Regions from separate parts of the Mus musculus genome. Here region 1 is linked to region 2. The links are chromatin contacts, found by POLR2A ChIA-PET in ENCODE. All regions are on one chromosome and are shown on one strand. The core of a region is the stretch at or near the end of the contact, and the rest is flanking DNA. Distances in the headings are between cores, read along the strand shown. Region 1 has its middle 7.5 kb from the start of Mirlet7a-1. Region 2 holds the start of Zfp169 (zinc finger protein 169).

What was found. ChIA-PET counts read pairs that join two places held with the same protein, here RNA polymerase II (POLR2A).
Region 1: POLR2A ChIA-PET joins it to region 2 with 16 read pairs in embryonic stem cell. The contact joins the enhancer-like site here to the promoter of Zfp169 in region 2. POLR2A ChIA-PET finds 5 or more read pairs at or near these places in 3 of 5 experiments (Patski and embryonic stem cell).

Annotation. Positions count from the first base shown.
Region 1 is chr13:48,543,457-48,548,047 of GRCm38, reverse strand. No RefSeq gene overlaps it. Among named protein-coding and RNA genes, the nearest start is that of Mirlet7a-1, 7.5 kb to the right of the region's middle. Within about 2 kb of position 1,387, at least 2 of the 3 ENCODE cell types and tissues checked have a DNase peak (open chromatin) inside an H3K27ac peak, as active enhancers do.
Region 2 is chr13:48,510,430-48,514,975 of GRCm38, reverse strand. Zfp169 (zinc finger protein 169) reads left to right here and starts at 1,540. Exons shown (of 5, transcript NM_026450.3): 1 at 1,540-1,681. It overlaps A830005F24Rik (RIKEN cDNA A830005F24 gene), which reads right to left and starts at 1,406. Exons shown (of 2, transcript NR_165458.1): 1 at 1,347-1,406; 2 at 137-842.

The DNA.
Region 1 (4,591 bases), core at 138-2,637, 33 kb before region 2:
CACAGGTCAAAGGAGATCTTAACAAGGGGAGGACTGAGGCAAAGAGGCCAGAGGACATTTCGAGAAGTATGTATGCTTTACTTTGGCAGTTTTGGTTACAATTACTTGTTTGTCTGGACTGAGAAAATTTGGAGGGAGTCATGCTAGAGGTGGAACGGAACTGAGGTAGCAAAGCCTCCAGGACACAGGGTGGGCCTCTCCAAGGACCTCGGCTGAAGGAATTTGCTCTTTCAGGGCCCAGGGGGTGGCTTCTCTGTGGGCTACTCCTACTTTATAGGTCCCAATTCCCATAGTCTAGAATGTCTCTTTCTCTTAGGACGGAAACCAGAAGCTTCAGCCATCCGTCGCCAGTCAGGTGGCTATATTGAGGCATTTTGATTCTGTAAGTCACCTTCAAATTAGGTTTCTGTTTACTGAAAAAAAAAAAAAAGTAGAAAGAAAAAAAGGAAGAAAACGAAACAGCAAAATCCACACCGCTATGCCTACGAAGGAAAACCTACTGTGAGGAGTCCAGCTTTGTATGAAGAGTTGATGACATCGTGTGGTTTATAATCCTCTTTCTCACAGTATATCCTGAAGGTTGAAGCTCTTCCTCCCCATATCCTACCTATCCCACAAGGTTCACCACCCTCCTCTTCTTTTTGTTCACTTGTTCACTTTAGTCCCAAACTCTCCCATCTTCTAAACTCTCTTGTCATTTGCTTTGGACAGAGAATGTTAGGATGGCTTATAGTTGGAGTTTATAATATAAGCACTTTGCTGACGTGTACAGTGCCTTTTTCCCCTGGATGGATTGCAGATGAATGTTCATAGGGTTTTGTTGATGCTTGACTCTCTTGACTCTCTTTTTTAAACCGTGCAAACCTACTATCATTAAATAGTACCCCAACCCACCCACCAAAGAGCAGAGAGGTCTCCTAGTGCATGGAAAGTTCCAGTAAGAATGAAGAAATGCTTTTGCATTGATTTAAAAAAAAAGAATTCGTAAAGATTGCTTTGAAAAAGTTTTAGCACAAAAATTTCAATACATGGGAAAGAAAAAAAAAATAAAAGAGATAAAAGATACACCATAGGAGACCTAACTCCTTATGTGACAGATGGGTGAAGTGAGGTATGGAGTGGCCTTGGCGTCGAGCCCCGGAGCCCCCGAGAGGGAAGACTGAGTGAATCCAACATCTTGGGTACACGTGAAAACCGCCCCGAAAACTCTAGCACCTCCCGCCTCGCAGCCGGCAGAGCGGACGGAGGCCACGTGACACGACTTGTCCATCACCGCGGAGGGCGGGACTCAGAGGACGGTCCTCGCTATTCTCCCGGTCCTCCAGTAGGGAAAGAGGAGCCTGTCACGGTGGGCGGGCCAGACCCGCCTTCTCCGCGGCGGGGGCGGGCTCAGCCGTCACCCTCCAGTGGGGGTCCGGGTGAGCCCCGACCGGCTAAGGCGAGAGGGCGAGGCACACGTCCGTCAACAGCGTCCGCCAATAGGAATGCGCGCTGCCCGCAGCTCCCGCCCCCGCCTCGGATTCCCGGCGCGCGCGTAGCCTTCCCTCAGGCCGCCGAGGCGGCGCCCGCCCGCCCGCGCTTCCATCCGGGTTCTCGCGCGCTGCTCTCTCCCGGGCGCGGCGGTGGAGGGCCACGGTGGGGGGAAAGCCAGACCATTTCCCGTGGCGGCAGCGGGACGCCTTTATCCGCGAGCTTGAGGTGGGTACTGCGGGCGTGAAGGCGAGCGCGGGGACGTCGCCATTTTTCCCTCCTCCAGACTCAGCGGCGGCGGCAGCGGGCGACCAGGAGGGAAGACTTGGGGGCTGCCGCGCCGCACCCTGGGACCCGTGGGATGGCCTGGGCGCCTCGGGCAGGCGGGTGGCCCCGGGGCCGGTGGCCCACGGATGCCGTGGGCCTTGGGGCTCGGGCGGGGGAGGGGTGCCGCGTGGCCGCTGGCCTGCCCCAGCCCCCTCCGCTTCCCGCCCAGCTCCTCGGCGACCGGGCGGGGGAGGGGGGTCATTCTTCACATTCCTCACCTCGCCCCTCCCCCGCCGCTTCAATCAAACTTGCGGCGGACGGAAGTCCCGCCCTCTGGCTCGCGCCGGTTGGTCGGGGCTACCTCCCCGCTGTGGCGTGACTGGCTGCGGACGTAGCCGGGCCTCTATGACGTCACTTCCGCCGTCAGGTTTGTGGGCCGGGGAGACCTTGGCTTTGGTTGGGGGGGGTGGGATGGAGGAAGGTAGGAAGTGCGGGGGGCGGGGAGGGACGGGGCGGGGCGGGAAGGCGCTGGCAGGGAGGGAACGGAGAGCCAACGCTGGCTGCTTGCCCCTGCTCCGCTCGGCCAACTGCGGCCTGAGGGCCTGGAGCAGCTGCTGGGGCTGGAGGATCGCTGCGGCTGCCCGTCCTTGGCCAGGGGGAGGGGAGCGCGAGAGCGGGAGGAAACTGTATCCCAGGGGATGGGGTAGGAGATTTGCAGCTCGGTGGCACCGGAAACGAGACTGGCCTTTTGACTGGGGAGGCTGCAAACTCTTGGAAGCGGGTGGCCTCTCGGAGGCCGGCTAAGAAAACTTATCTCTCGGCGCGCTCTTTAGCGGAGGCAGGGTGGTAACCTTTATGCCCTTGGCCAGGACTGCCCTTCGGTGATCCCGCTTGTTAGTGCAGGGTCTGTGTCAGAAGTGATCGTCTGTGTTGTAGTTTTCAACTTTTTGTGTTAAAAGGATAATTATGAAAGGACAAGGGGGGGCGGAGAAAAACTTTAGAAACTTAGTTAAAATGGAAGACGATGACAGATTGCTTTTTTAACTGTTGAAAAATATTGGCAACCTGTTTTTGAAGTTTAAAACATTAGTGTTCTTGTTTTTGATTGCCTGATAATCTTGTGAAGAAAATTGAACAAGTAAACAATCTTTTTATAAGAAAAGTTAGTTTAGCCGGGCACGCCTTTAATCCCAGCACTTGGGAGGCAGAGGCAGGCGGATATCTGAGTTCTAGGCTAGCCTGGTCTACAAAGTGAGTATCAGGACAGCCAGGGCTACACAGAGAAACCCTGTCTCGAAAAAAGCCAAAAAAAGAAAAGTTAGTTTAATACAGATTTTTCAGCATTCTGGCCTTTCATTAGGTTCTGTCAGTTGAAGCAGTAATATTTGGGAAATTTGAAATTGTTAGTGTAACAAAAATACTAGTTGGAAATGTAAGAACTTTAATTAGAGAATAGAAATCTTCCAAATTAAGTCGGGTCTAAAAAGTGTTATCAAAATTGTGTAGATGGGGCGTGCATTTTACCCTATGGGTAATTTTATTGTAGAAATTGATAGTTTTGTAGACTTGAAGCAAGCTGTGCCCTCCCCCACTATAAATTGAAGTTGTGCTGATTTGAGACTTAGTAATTTTTCAAGCTGGAAAGGTAGAGGAATGCAAAACATGTGGCTATAAAGAAGGTGTTGGCACACAAGTTTAATCCCAGCACTCAGGAGGCAGAGGCAGGTGGATCTCAAGAGTTTTGAGGGCAGCCTGATCTACAGAGCAAGTTCCAGGACAGCCAGGACTGCACAGATAAAACCTGTTTCAAAAACAAACAAACAACAAAAAAAAGTACTTCAGTTCACAGAGTGAAGTATTAAAACAAATGGTCCTGCTGGAGTTGTTGCTCAGTGATAGAAAGCTTGTCAGACATGCCTGAATTGGTGGGTTGAGTTTCCAGTACTAATAAAATAAATGCTCATAATAATTTAATGTTAGTAAGTCTCATTTAGATTTCTTGAGGGTCCTGGGAAATGTCCCTAGTAAACCTCCTCCAGAACTAAGGAAACTAATTGGTTTAGAGAATAGCATCCTAAATATCAAGTTCCTTTTATTTCAGTAACTAATGTTACAGAACCAGTGTGAGTTGGTGACAATTGTGCAGATAGATAAGTGGTTGAAGGCACTTAGCATCATACCTGACAGTGACCCAAGTTTGAATCCTTGGGACTCACCCACATGGTGGGAGGAGAGAACTGACTCCAAGTTATCCTTCGATGTCCACATTTGTGCAGACATAATACAAAATAATTAAAAAAAAGAAGCCTTTTTAAAAATACTACAAAGCCAGAGCTGGAGGTGTAGCTCACTCAGTTGATAAAGAGTACTTGCCAGCCATGCCTCAAGCCCTGGGTTCCATCTCCAGTTCCTGCCTGCAATCCCTGCACTGTTAGAGGTTATCCTCAGCTATGTAGAAGGTTCCAGGCCATCCTGAGCTGTATAAGACCCTGTTTCAAATAAAGGAGGCTAGATGGAAGCACCACCAATGAATGTTCCAAATAATGTATCCTGAATCACTTAGTATGTGGTGATCAGAAACTTTTAGGAAGATTTAAAATACGAAATAATGTGCTACATCAGCTATATCTGTTAGTTTTCCTGCAAAGTACCATTTTGTGAGTGGCAGAAATGGTTAATGTCCTCCTGAAGAGCACATTTCCTCTCTTACACTGATCTCCAAGGAATAATAGAAACAGCTCTATAGTCATATTTGGTGAAATGTGTAAAACACTGCTCCCCTCTCCCATTTAAGTGTGTATAAGTTGGGAAGTATATTTTGGCACTCAAGGCTAGCAGTATTTCAAAACTTTGA
Region 2 (4,546 bases), core at 291-2,790:
GGAACTGAACCTGGGTCCTCTGCAAGATTCCCAAGTGCTCTTAACACTCGGTAGCCACCTCTCCAGCGCCTCTCCTTATTTCCTAGTATTATTCTTACTGATTTTATTTTTTCTTTATCTGAACAATATAGACCCATTTTACTGGCATGACATCTTTTAATTGAAAACTTGACATTCCATGTTTTTTGCCTTATCAAGTGTGGCGTGTATCCTAAGTATGCTCAAACTTAAAAAAAAATAAAATGAAGTTACTTGTAAACAATTTGATCTTTTCTAGGCTTAGTTTTGCATTTTCCTAGGTGAAACAAGAAAGGCTCGGGGGCCCCATCTTGTCTTCCTATCAAGATGAAACCATTTCCAGGTATTATGTACAACTCTGAAGGCTTTATGGCCTCATAGGAAGAGGTGTTGTTCCTCACCCCCTTTATTCCCACTGACATTTTTCCCGGGACTTTTCCCTGGGATGGCACAGCTGTGTGTCGCGTGCTGTCAGTGTTCGGTGAACGCCCGAGGAAGGAGCCACTGAACCTCTGTGGATTTCTCTGGTCCTTCGTACTGTCCTTTGAACTGAAGCTGCCTTGGTTTCCCCAGGGCCCCGGCTTCGTCTCAGGTTGACCTCCAGGTCTTGCTCGGGTCTCCCTTCTCTGTTCTGTGCCAGAACGGTTTCTCACCAGGGGAGTTCGCTGCTCACTTCGTTTATTGTCCACATCACTGATATTCCTCCATTGTTTCTGTGTGCAGTGCTTCCCCATCGGTTTCTTAGTCCATGTTGTCCTTTTAAAGCTTGTTTTATGTGGAAGACTGAATCTGGTCCCTGTTGACTTCTGCTGTTTGCCACCTCACTTTAAGAAGCAAATGGGAAATAATTTGAAAATACTGCTCACGTCAAATACTAGAAATACAATTGAAAATTCAAATTCAATTAAATTGAGTTCCGCTCAAATTCCTAGTCTTTTCGCAAAGATTTTTGTCTTTCTGTTACAACCAAGAAGTGTTTTTTTGTATGAGCAAAATAGTTTAAAACATTACACTATGAATATCTTCAAACTTAGTTTGCCCTTGTCTTTTTGTAATCATTTTTTAAAAAAAGTATTATTTTCAAGAAACAACACCCACAGTATCCACACATGCTGCAGTTTAAAACACACGACTCACAGGCACGTAAAAAAGAAAAAAAACAAAACAAACAAACAAACAAAAAACCAACCAAGATTGAATTGGCAGGAGGAAGGCATCTAGATAGCACATCTTTTTTAAAAGAATTGATTAATGAGCTTCCTTAGAAGTACGCAAAGATTACTTCGGTTTGGCTTTTCTGCTTTTTTTCTGTTTCTCTAAGATCTTACCCTGTTGTCTTGCAGTCAATGAAAGAGTCCGGCAGTGCTAGGGAGCCCCTCCTATAGTCTGAAGCTTCGGGTTGCAGCCAAGTCAGCATGGGGTGTCCTGCAGTACGCGGCATTCTGGGTATTGTAGTTCCCCCATCTCTAGCGCTGCGTGGGTAGTGAAGTGCGCGCGCGTCACCCCGGTCGGTGTACTTCCGCATCCTGCAGTCGTCACCTGTGCCTGTGGACGATTCTACTGCGGTTCTGGTGAGCGAAAGTGCAGACGTCCTCGGCTCTTGCAGATCCCTCCAGGCGGGGAAGAGTCCGGAGAGCTGGCGTGGGCCACCCACAAGGTTCAGGTGTCTGCCGCTGCTCCATCCTCGATGCGTGGAGTCTTTGGGAGTGGAATCAGCTTCTCTGCCCATCCCGGAGGAGGGTCTCGGTGAAGACCCTGGGATGGGGAGGGGGCCATGTGAGAACGGGGTTAGGGGTCCACTATCTTGTCCTAAACAAGCTACAGGTCAGTCTGGCCTGCTTCCCAGGCTATGACGCTGTAGGTGTGTCCCCTGTGTTAGTGCCAGGTCAGGGAGATTGGACCTGGGGCATCTAGATGTCACCTTTCCACCCCCGCTCTCTGTTGAGGTTTGTGAGGGATCAGAGCCATCCTCCACAGGAACAAATGTCTGAATTGGTGAGGACAGAAGTCTTGGGGAGCTGCACTCATCATGAATTTGGAAATACAGCTTGGTCGCTTGCCTTGCGGGGAAAACATACAGAATTGCCTGGCTGAATGCAACGGCAAAGACCAAGAGACTAGAGCTAGTCTTGAAGTTTGGAGTCTTGGTGTGTGACAAGGCTTGTGTGTGTGGTGTGTATGTGTGTGCGCGTGCGTGCCTGTGTGTATATGTGTGTAGGGGGGAGTGGGGGTGGCCTTTTTACACATTGTGGGCTAATGACCTTGTGTGGCTCCCTTGAGCTCTGGGATCTTCCAAGAGCCTGGAGTGATGTAATGGGAAGAGACATTTCCCCCATGACCCAGGGCTTGTTGGCTCCCTGAATTTCTGGCGGTGTAGCCTGGTTTCTCCTTTTCTCTTTAGTTCTCTGATCTATATATACAACTCATTTTGATTATATTCACCACTGAAAATTCTGTCCCCAGTCCACCTATCTTTGTGACCTATCTTTCTTTTTTGTTTCAAAACCCTTTAAGACTAACTTATGCTGAATTCAATATTCTTGAATATTTCATTGGATTGTTATTGGCTTACCTCGGGCTATATACTCTTAGAGAAACCCTTCTCCTCCTCTCCCAGCAGCTAGTAATTGCCGTAGCTTGGTACTAGGTATTTGGTGCCGAACTCTTGTCTCTGTGCTGAGATTTGTTCTGGTTTGGGCTTGCACGGGTCTTGTGCATGGTGTTGTAACTGCAGTGAGCTTGTATGTACAGTTGCCCTATTGTCTGTACTGGCTGGTTTTGTGTGTCAACTTGACACAGGCTGGAGTTATCACAGAGAAAGACGCTTCAGTTGGGAAGTGCCTTCATGAGATCCAGCTGTGGGGCATTTTTTTGGTTGATGATCAAGGGGGGAGGGCCTATTGTGGGTGGTGCCATCTCTGGGCTGGTAGTCTTGGGTTCTAGAAGAGAGCAAGTTGAGCAAGCCAGGGGAAGCAAGCCAGTAAGAAACATCCCTCCATGGCCTCTGCATCAGCTCCTGCTTCCTGATCTGCTTGAGTTCCAGTCCTGACTTCCTTTGGTGATGAACAGCAATGTGGAAAGTGTAAGCTGAATAAACCCTTTCCTCTCCAACTTGCTTATTGGTCATATTTGTGCAGGAATACAAACCCTGACTAAGACACATTGGTACCAGGAATGGGGTATTCTTGTGACAACCTGATGATGTTTTGGGGAGGACTGTGGAAGGACTTTGGAACTTTGGGCTAGAAGATCCATTCGGTATTAAGAGCTCTGTGGGATGTTGTATAGGAGCTTGGAAGATAATGTTGAGAACAGTGCACAAGATGGAGGCCTGGCTTGTGAAATTTCAGAGGGAAGACTAAAGACTCTTATCAGTGCCGCTGCTATTTTTATTGTGAAGATTCTGTGGTTTTGGTTAGCTGGGGCTGAAGAATCTGCTGTAAATAACAAGATACCAGAACTACTAAAGTGAAAACTTTGCATTACTGGGACTATTGATGCTGGTGAGCTGGAGCTAAGAAATTGAGATGGCTCAGGGGGTAAGAGCACTGACTGCTCTTCTGAGTTCAAATCCCAGCAACCACATGGTGGCTTACAACCACCCGCAATGAGATCTGACACCGTCTTCTGGTGTGTCTGAAGACAGCTACAGTGTACTTATTTATAATAATAAATAAATCTTTGGCCAGATCGAGTGGGCTTGACCTGAGTGAGCAGAAATCTTAAATTCAATTCCCAATAACCAGATGAAGGCTCACAACTATCTGTACAGCTACAGTGTGTACTCATACACATAAAATAAATAAATAAATCTTAAAAAAAAAAAGAAAGAGAAAAAGAAGTTAGTGGTGATAAGAAGAGACCAGCATCACTGAGGTGAAATCTTCTGGGAAGTGTTTTCTGAGAGCACAGAGGCTGTGTTCGAGAGATAGCCAAGGTTGTACCTTGTGCTGTGGCTGGACTTTGTAATGTGTAAGAGTCACTCAGGTTTTGAAGGCATGAAGGGGTCATGAAGAGCAGCTGAGGCTCTACACTGTGAGAGACCATAGAAGGCCATTGGTGAAGGTGCAGCCTCAGTTGCAATTGATGGCCCAGGACTGAAGGGGTCATGCAAAGAAGTTGAGGCTTGGCACCATGAAGAGAGCCTATGAGAGGCTATTGGTGAAGCCTAGTTACAGTGGGAGATAGCAGTGTTTTGGAGATGTCAGTACCATGAGATGACCATTGAGAACAGCAGCAGCAGTGCAGTACAGGCAGCTGGAGCTTAGAAGACAAGGAGTCTGCTACAAAGGGCAGAACTGGACAAGTGACCCAAGCCCTTGGAGGAGCCCAGAACATCATGAGTTGGATCCCAGACATTGGATGGTTGGAATTTGATTTTGCTTTTGATTGTGACTGTGCCCTGATATTTTTCCTTCTTGAAGTAGTTATTTTAGTGGAGCCCACAGTTAAGAGACTTTGAATTTTAAAAGACTTTGAATTTTAAAAGATATTGGATATTTTAAAGGGATTGAACTTTTAATATGCA